2 separate regions of the Homo sapiens genome follow, and region 2 is linked to region 1. A link is an interaction called in ENCODE POLR2A ChIA-PET data of the cell type or tissue named here. Cell type or tissue: GM12878. All regions are shown on one strand.

The links. ChIA-PET counts read pairs that join two places held together with the same protein. Peaks named below come from ENCODE experiments on the same cell type or tissue, not always from the same donor. Only the 100,000 strongest peaks of a DNase experiment are listed, where the experiment ranks them.
Region 2: POLR2A ChIA-PET joins it to region 1 with 9 read pairs; 2 of 35 experiments call an interaction of 5 or more read pairs at or near these places.

The regions. Positions count from the first base shown.
Region 1 is chrX:77,691,563-77,696,562 of GRCh38, forward strand. It overlaps ATRX (ATRX chromatin remodeler), which reads right to left. Exons shown (of 35, transcript NM_000489.6): 6 at 2,262-2,375. Among named protein-coding and RNA genes, the nearest start is that of ATRX, 92 kb to the right of the region's middle. In GM12878, no CTCF peak of the experiment used is centred here; a DNase peak (open chromatin) is centred at 2,259; H3K27ac peaks cover 341 bases.
Region 2 is chrX:77,846,985-77,851,984 of GRCh38, forward strand. The region is part of intron 7 of MAGT1 (magnesium transporter 1); the gene reads right to left. Among named protein-coding and RNA genes, the nearest start is that of MAGT1, 46 kb to the right of the region's middle. In GM12878, no CTCF peak of the experiment used is centred here; no DNase peak of the experiment used is centred here.

The DNA of each region.
Region 1 (5,000 bases):
ATTTTTTAAAAAATCAGCTCCTGAAATGTTAACTTTAACCGTATCTTTGTGTTATAATATTATTCCAAATCAATATAAGACTTTATATATTGTCTTACATTCTTGTAATGTCTTACATTTCTTGTAATACAAGAAAGTTTACATTCTTGACAGTTTCCTAAGTTAGGCTTCAATTTGGAACCAGCTTTCTTAAAAAGTTTAAATATTAACTACACCAATTCAGTATTTCAGATCACCAATTTATCTATATATGTGTATATAAAGTAAACCTAGTGTTAAATTTCCTGTGTGATTTCTGACAGCTTAAAAATGTAACAAATCATTAAGATGAAAATAGATGTGAAAGATTTAAGTGCTACTGATGGCTATAAATGCATGTATTCCCTTAAGCGTGATACCAAAACATTCCTACACAGATCATTCAATAAAATGTTCCTGAAACTTATCAGCTGAGACCAAATGTCAGCAGCATACCAAAGTGGCACTAGGAATACCCTCGTCAACAACAGTGGTTCTTTTATTCTTTCAGCCCTTATCCACATTTCAGACACTGACTGCTACAGGGTCCCTTCCCAAAAATAACACCATTTAGACACTCTGTACACTAAGTGTACACAATGCAGAACACTTAGTTATTTGTCTTCTCTAGAGAACCTATGATCAGAGGAAAGAAACTCTTACTACTGATCTTTACCATCACTTTATAATTGAGGATTCTCTTAAATTTTAAGACTACTACCTTAGCTTTAATGAGCTCTGTTGCTGCAATGGCAGTTTCCCTACCATGAACTAGATTCTCAGAAAGATTCCTTATGCTCAAAAGGAGTTGACTACCCCTTTGTGGACAAAAGACTATATAATATTTCCTTTATTTTTGCCAACAACCTTACAAATTATTTAATCGGAAAATGAATATATAAAATATGTTATAAAAATAGATATATTTTACTGGTTCCAGCAAGATAATCATAGCATTAAAATAAAAATCCACACAAAATTTCACCAATATAAGAACTTCACTATAATTTCACAATTATATAATCTGATCAATATTAAATGGATATGCTTTCACTACACTTCTACTTAGAAATTTAGTGTCATGTTCTATCATTTGGAGATTCATTCCTTTTATAGTTATGAATTCTGGCTTTATTAAGCTGCCCCAAAATATATATAGGCACCATTTAAGAATCACACACAAACAAGTGGGACACATAGTCCACTATTATTTCTAAATGAATCCTTCTGATGCAAACTTTTTATAGATGGTTAGCCAATATTAGAGTGTGTGTGTGTGTGTGTGTGTGTGTGTGTGTGTGTGTGTGTGTGTTTTAATTTTTTTGAGACAGGGTCTCACTCTGTCATCCAGGCTGCAGTGCAGTGGTGCAATCACGGCTCACTGCAGCCTCGATCACCTGGGCTCAAGTGATCCTCCCACCTCAGCCTCCAGAATAGCTAGGACTACAGGCATGCGCCGCTATGTCCAGCTGATATTTTTATTTTTTGTAGATATGGGGTCTCACCATATTGCCCAAGCTGGTCTCGAACTCCAGGACTCAAGTAATTCTCCTGCCTTGGCTTCCTAAAGTGCTGGTATTACAGGTGTGAGCCACCACTCCCCACCGTTTGTGTGTTTAAGGGAAGATAGACAGACAAAGGGAGAGGTGCCTCTGGAAGACAGAGGGAGGGTTATCAGCTCTAGCTCCCTACTCCTTCCTACTTATGTCCATGTTGCCATTCTTAGATTAGTGGATTTGAAACTTCAGTGTACACAAGAACAAACTGGAGTACATTCTTGACCTCATCAACAGAAATTCTAATTTGTGAGGAGTGGAGTCAAGGGACTTGCATTTATAATACCCCAACTAATACTAATGCAGATGTACGTCACTCTATCCAACTCTAAATATATATAAAGTTACCTGTAGGCCACAGACAAGATTTTGCATGAATCTAAAATTATTTTAGGGTTGGGGGGAAAACATAGTATTATGGCATATATGTATTATAGAACATGTGGAAGAAGGAAATGCTACGCTTCTTGAGATAACTTAATAGCCACTGAAGGCAAAGGTGTTTCGATAAATGGTGCTTAACCTTTTCTGCTTCAGAGCTCAGAGAGAAACAGAAGTTATATTTAAGTAGTGCTTTTAATAAACAAAAGGCAGAAAAGTGGAGGTATTTTTAGTAAGCACATCCGATTTTCCAATATGGTCATAAACAGCAATTTAAATTCATGTTTCATTTTCACTTGTATTTACCTCCGCGTTTTTTGAGATTTTCAGTTTTCATTTTACTTCTGCTTCTAAATTCAGGCCCTTTAAAATCATCTTTGTCTTCATTCAGCACTGGCTCTGGCTGTACAATCACTGTACCTAGAATGATTTCATTTAAAAAACCATTACACATATTAAATGTGCAAGTGAAGTACAAGACTTCAGTTCAGATAAAGCCAACATTGCTGGTACATAGTTTGTTTCTTTCAAGCTTTAGATATTGGTGTAAGGACCTCACAAAAGTAAATAAAACAGGGAAATAGTAAAAGGGCCAGGTGTCAACAGTTTATTTGTTGAAATATAGTTCATAAAAACAGGAAAGGGAGGTATTATGGAGTGATTACAAAACAAATGTGTGAATCAAACAGAAAGCCTCAACCCAGTTCTGAATTTTTATAGTGCCTATCACAAAAGCTGTTATGAATATGAACATCTATGCTAAGTTCCATAAAGAATTCATAAAATATGTGTGGTTCAGAGGGAAAAAATTTTTAAAGACATCCTATTTTCATAATCCAAATCATAAACTCAGAAAGATTTTTAAGGGTAGTTTTATATTGCAAGGGAGGGGTATTGGTGGGGGAAATGAAGTTCATTCTATTACTCCTGTATCTATACTGCAGCATTTCCCAACTGGTATGTCAAAGTTTCACTACTCTGTAAAGTCCTTAAAGAGTTTTAACAGATTAAGATACTTTAGCTGAAGTACCCTAACAATAAATTGTAGAATGAGATCATTTGTTGATCCCTATGTTAATATTTTAGAAAGAATGTCCTTCCTTAACTATAAAACATGTGAATTGAAGAGAGAGGCTGTCAATTTAAGTTTTCATTAGTTCTCTCAAGAGCAAATAAGACAGGCATAGTAAAAAGGGTTTAGGTTTCAATGTTTACCTACATTGCTGGGCTTAGTAACTGGCTATCATTGGCAACAATTAAGGAAAAAAAAGCAGGTAGTCACCAGGGGCTTTCTCTGAAATATGGCTCTATGTTATTCAACAAGCAAATTTTGACAAGTTATAGCATCTAGTTGTTAAATGAGTTTCTGAGTCTCTGAAAGGGTGGGGGGGGGGAGGACACAGATGATTGAGATTTTACAGATTGTAGTAAAATTAAATAATCCCCACCAAAAAAAAGTTATTCACAGCAATCATTGCATGTAGACACTCAGAGAAGCCCCAGCATTTGAAAAGAACTAAAGATTTTAAATTAACAACAACGACAAAAAAAAAAAAAAACTGAATTCTCCCTAGATTTCTTCTAGGGAGAATTGGAAGCAAAGCAGCAGAGTGAAAAGAGCACTCACTAGGCTTTGGATTCAAGCAGACCTGGGTTGAAATCTTAGCTTCTCAATTTAAAGCTGAAAAAGTTCCTTGGGTTCTGAATTTGTTCCTTTATCTCTACAAGCAAAATAATAACTACCTTACAGTGTTGTTTTGAGGATTAAAGGAGTTAATTCTGTAAGAGCCTGGTACTTATACATACTCAATAAATATTACAACAATAATATAAACACCCAAATTTAACCTTATGAAACGGGTCTGTTTTTGTTTTGGTCTGACAGAATTAGGCATAGTTCAGGTTAGTAACATCATATGCTGACTTTCTTCCACAGTACAATTAAAACAAAAGTTTGAATTCCTATTTCTTACATCATAAACACTCCCAGTGACAACCACTGAGAATGTAAAAATCCAAAGTAAGTCACCACCTATGGGACTTAGACTCCCATGTTAGTTGTTTCTGCCCTTGGCCACCAAAACCATTACATAAAATTGTCATAAATGATTTGCAAAACTAAGTAAGCGGTAGGCCCCTATCTCTCTTCTTTCATTAATTTCCTTTCCTCATTTCATTTATCACCTTTTGTAACTTCTAATTTATCCTAGTCAAGGAAAGTCCCATCCCTCCTACCTACTGTATTTTTTAAACTTCCATAATTTGAAAATATGTCATAAAAACATAGACAGGGAACAAGGTTTAATAAGCACTGCTGTAAAAGATCTATGAGAATGAATTTGAAAAATGTGCCAAGAGACTACAACATATTATTTAACAAAGAAAAAAAATCTAAAATTTGACTCTTTGAACCAAGTTCCCTGTCATTCTCATCATCCAATTATATTGCTCTCAGACTTGAGCTATGAAGAGTCCAAGATATTCATTTGGCTATTGTTCCCTATTCTTATTAACAAGGTTTTATGGTTAGAACTTCAACAGTTGAGAGGTATGTGACAAAGTTTTTTAAAAAAGATAACAGCAAGAAATACAACTAAATCTATCTATGATAGTTAACTTCAGCTTTTAGCCTTAGGGAATTTAAGAATGCAATAAGACTAAACTAGACTGTACATGATTTTTAAGTTTTCAGGAACAGTCATTACATTTTTGTATAAAGCAAGCACATTAACATTGACTGAACCAAAACCTAATATATTAAATTTTTAAACCTGCTTACACACTGAAGTATAATTTGGAAACTAAAGCCCCTTGTCTAAAACTCAAAGGAAAGAAAAAAATAGATTTCATTCTTTACAAAACCAACTGAATATTCCAAATTTTTAACTTCAATAACACATATTATCATTGGCATACAAATATATTTCTAGACAACCACTAGGAAAATGCCATGTTTGGTCGTTTGTACATAGTTAACAGTAATCAAGTTCCAATTTTATAAAAATGATGTTTAAAAATTCATTTCAACTTTAACTTCATGAAAAA
Region 2 (5,000 bases), 160 kb after region 1:
CAGAGGTTTCTGCTGCCTTTTGTTTGGCTATGCCCTGCTCCCAGACCTGGAGTCTACAGAGGCAAGCAGGCCTCCTTGAGCTGCGGTGGGCTCCACCCAGTTCGAGCTTCCCGGCCACTTTGCTTACCTACTCAAGCCTCGGCAATGGTGGGTGCCCCTCCCCCAGCCTCGCTGCCGCCCTGCAGTTTGATCTCAGACTGCTGTGCTAGCAATGAGCGAGGCTCCGTGGGCGTAGGACCCTCCAAGCCAGGTGTGGGATATAATCTCCTGGTGTGCTGTTTGCTAAGACCATCAGAAAAGCACAGTATTAGGGTGGGAGTGACCCGATTTTCCAGGTGCCATCTGTCACCCCTTTCCTTGGCTAGGAAAGGGAATTCCCTGACCCCTTGCGCTTCCCGGGTGGGGCGATGCCTCGCCCTGCTTCGGTTCACGCTCAGTGCGCTGCATCCACTGTCCTGCACCCACTGTCTGACAATCCCCAGTGAGATGAACCCAGTACCTCAGTTGGAAATGCAGAAATCACCCGTCTTCTGTGTTGCTCACGCTGGGAGCTGTAGACTGGAGCTGTTCCTATTAGGCCATCTTGGCTGCACAAAGGTCTTTTGTTAATGTGATCATTTCTTTCTTTTTTTTTTTTTTTTTTTGAGATGGAGTTTTGCTCTGCCACTCAGGCTGGAGTGCAGTGGAGCCATCTTGACTCACTGCAACCTCTGCCTCCCGGGTTCAAGAAATTCTCCTGCCTCCGTCTCCTGAGTAAGCTGGGATTACAGGCACATGCCACCACGCCTGGCTAATTTTTGTATTTTGAGTAGAGACGGGGTTTACCCATGTTGGCTAGGCTGGTCTCGAACTCCTGATCTCAGGTGATTCACTCACCTCAGCCTCTCAAAGTGCTGGGGTTACAGGCATGAGCCACCATGCCCGGCCAAAGATTGATCATTTCTACAGGCTTTGATTTCTGGGTACTCTCTGATTAATGATTGAGACTTGCTCTGGGGAAAGCTTGTCTTTTTATCATGGTTTATGTGCTTTTGCTTTGAATGAGCTTTCCTTCTTGCTAAATACCTCAAGGTCTTTTGTGTACTCTTCTTAGCTGTCAAGAGCTATGATGCAGTTCTATGTATACTGTTTTATTTCATTTACTGATCTTTAAATTTTTACTAACACTGCCTACTATATGGCAGGCACTATAAACTGTTGGAAATAAAAAGTTGAACAAAATAAAGATCCTACCATGAAGAAGATTACACTCTAGTGAGGAATACAAACAATGAAATACATAAATTACACAGTCCTGATTAAATGTTACTCCAGGAGAACTGAGCAGAAATAGAGGAGACATTATTCCATAACATACAACAACTAGGCTATTAAAAGCTAGTAGAAGGCCAGGCGTGGTGGCTCACGCTTGTGGCCAAGACGGGTGGATCACCTAAGGTCAGGAGTTCGAGACCAGCCTGGGCAACATGGATATGATATATCCATTATATAAACATTAAAAATATTGACTACTTTTCTTTTTCTTCGTATTTTCAGATTTCTTTGTAATTTTTATGTATTTTTATAAATATAAAGGCCATACAACATAGAAAATGCTTATAATATATTAAGATAGCAAACTCCATACACAACATGTCTACAAGTATAAAAAATGAACACCCTTACCATGAAACATTCATATAGAAATGAATGCAAGATAATATGCAAAAGTAAATGTAGTTTATACTATTAGGGTTTCAGGTTATAGGTGAACATTTTCCAGACTGCTACTTTATTTTAAAAATTCAGGAGGCCAAGGTACGAGGATTGTTTGAGCCCAGGAGATTGAGACCAGCCTGGACGACAGGGCGAGACTCCATCTCTAGAAAAAAATACAAAAATTAGCTGGGTGTGGTAGTGCTCACCTATAGTCCCAGCTACTCAGGAGGCTGACGTGGGAGGACTGCTTGATTCTGGGAGGTCGAGGTTACAGTGAGCTATGGTGACCCCACTGTACTCAAGCCTGGGCAACACAAGATTTCATCTCTAAAAAAATAAACATAAAAAAAATCCATATATATTTATTCTGGGATTCCATTTATTGTGTTTTCTTTTTTTTTTTTTTTATTTTGAGACAAAGTCTGGCTCTATCAGCCAGGCTGGAGCACAGTGGTGTGATCTCAGCTCACTGCAACCTCTACCTCCTGGGCTCAAGCCACCCTCCTGCCTCAGCCTCCCAAGTAGCTGGGACCACAGGCACGCAGCACCACACCCAGTTAATTTATGTACTTTTTTTAGTAGAGAAAGGGTTTTGTCATGTTGGCCAGGCTGGTCTCGAACTCCTGGCCTCAGGTGATCTGCCTGCCTCAGCCTCCCAAAGTGCTGGTATTATAGGCATGAGCCACCGCACCCAGCCCTGTAGGATTCCATTTATGTAAGTTAAAAAAAAATAGGTAAAATAAACCCATAGTGTTAGCAGTCAGGATAGCAGTTATTTCTGGGTGGGAAGGTGGCAATCAGGAGGAATGATGATGGAAAATGCTCTGAGATGTGGGTAAAATTTTATTTATTGATGTGAGTTCTGGTTACATAAGTGTGTTAATTCTGTGAAAATTCATCAAACTGGACTGGGCACCGTGGATCACGCCTGTAATCCTTACACTTTGGGAGGCCGAGGCAGGCGGATCAGTTGAGCTCAGGAGTTCGAAACCAGCCTCGCCAACATGATGAAACCCCATCTCTACTAAAAATATCAAAAAAACTTAGCCAGGCATGGTGGCAGGTGCCTGTAATTCCAGCTACTCCAGAGGCTGAAGCAAGAGAATCGCCTGAACCTGGGAGGTGGAGGTTGTAATGAGCTGGGATCACACCATTGAACTCTAGCCTGGGCAACAGAGCAAGACTCCATCTCAAAAACAAAAAACAAAAAACCAAAAAAAAAAAAAAAAAAGGAAATTCATCAAACTGTAAACTTTTGTAAACTTTTCTGCATAACTGCAACACTTAAAATGTAATTTTAAAGGTTGCTTAGATCAGGCAACTGATTATATAGTCTGCTTTATTAATCATGCAATAAACTGTACATTAAACTAATAATAAATATGTGAATATTTTCCAAAATCATAACTACTACTTAGAGGTGGCCTCAGTCTATTAATTATTATCAACCTGGAAGCTGTAAACAATGTTACCGGTCTTGAGGTTTCATATTTACTTTAAAAGAAAGTGGGGGCCGGGTGAGGTGGCTCACGCCTGAAATCCTAGCACTTTGGGAGGCTGAGATGGGTGGATCACCTGAGGTCAGGAGTTCAAGACCAGCCTGGCCAACCTGGTGAAACCCTGTCTCTACTAAAAATAAAGAAATTAGCCAGGTGAGGTGGTGCACACTTGTAATTCCAGCTACTCAGGAGGCTGAGGCAGGAGGATCGCTTGAACCCAGGAGGTGGAGGTTGCAGTGAACCAAGATGGTGCCACTGCACTCCAGTCTGGGTGACAGAGCGAGACTCCACTCAAAAAAAAAAGGGGGGGGGGGTGGGGAGTGGTTAGGCCTTTTCTAATATTCCTTACCTCTGACAAAATTATTCATTTTCTCACTATTTCTGGTACACAGCACTTAAGTCACTGTCTTATAATCTGTATACATGTCTGACTCTGAAAAAAGTTCACTTTTTGCATCCTAATAACCAAACACAAGACATTCTATATCCCAACAGGATTGTAATCCGTTCCAAATGTATACTAAACCTTAGGCTGATGCTCAGTCTTAAAGCAGAGGTAAAATGACAATTTTCTAATTTCTTAAACTTCTTATATATTTAAAAGTTTAAGACAAAGCTAAAAGACCAACAAACCCCAAATCAACTAATTAATACTTTACAATTTTAATTGCTCTTTTGCTCCATTATTCAATTTCAAAGTACTAGTGAGAAGAACTGATTCAAGATACTGAAAATTTTCTAAGGTATAATAATTTGTTAATCCATCAAACCATACTTTTCTTTTCTGTTCTTTTTTTTTTTTTTTCTTTGAGACAGAGTCTCGCTCTGTTGCCCAGGCTGGAGTGCAGTGGCAGTCTCGGCTTACTGCAACCTCCACCTCCTGGGTTCAAGCAATTCTCATGCCTCAGCCTCCTGAGTAGTTGGAATTATAGGTGCACACTACCGTTTCTGGCTAATTTTTGTATTTCTTGTTGAGATGAGGTTTCGCTATGTTGGCCAGGCTGAATCCATCAAACCATAAATGAACATTGTCTTTCTTTTTTTTTCTTTTGAGACAAGAGTCTCACCCTGTCATCCAGGCTGGAGTGCAGTGGCACCATCTTGGCTCACTGCAACCTCTACCTCCTGGGTTCAAGCGATTCTCCTGCCTCAGCCTCCAGAGTAGCTGGGATTACAGGCGCCCGTCACCATGCCTGGCTGTTTTTTTTTTGAGACAGAGTCTCACTCTGTTGCCCAGGATGGAGTCCAGTGGTACCATCTCGGCTCACTGCAACCTCTGCCTCCCAGGTTCAAGCAATTCTCCGGCCTCAGCCTCCCCAGTAGCTGGGATTACAGGCGTGCACCACCATGCCTGGCTAATTTTTGTATTTTTAGTAGAGACAGGGTTTCACCATATTGGCCGGGCTGGTCTCGAACTCCTGATCTCAGGTGATCCGCCTGCCTCAGCCTCCCAAAGTGCTGGGATTACAGGTGTGAGGCAGCACGCCTGGCCGTCTGGCTAAGTTTTGTATTTTTGGTAGAGACAGACTTTCCCCATGTTGGCCAGGCTGGCCGCGAACTCCTGACCTCAAATGATCCACCTGCCTCTGCCTCCCAGAGTGCTGGGATTACAGGTGTGAGCCACCACACCCAGCCCATAAACGAACATTTTCAACTAAAATTTTAGGATTAAAAAAAATAAAGTTTGAGTAATATTTTTCTTTCAGTCTTCCCCCGCCCCGCCGCCCGCCCCCTGAGATGGAGTTTTGCTCTAATTGCCCACGCTGGAGAGTAATCACACGATCTCTGCTCACTGCAACCCCT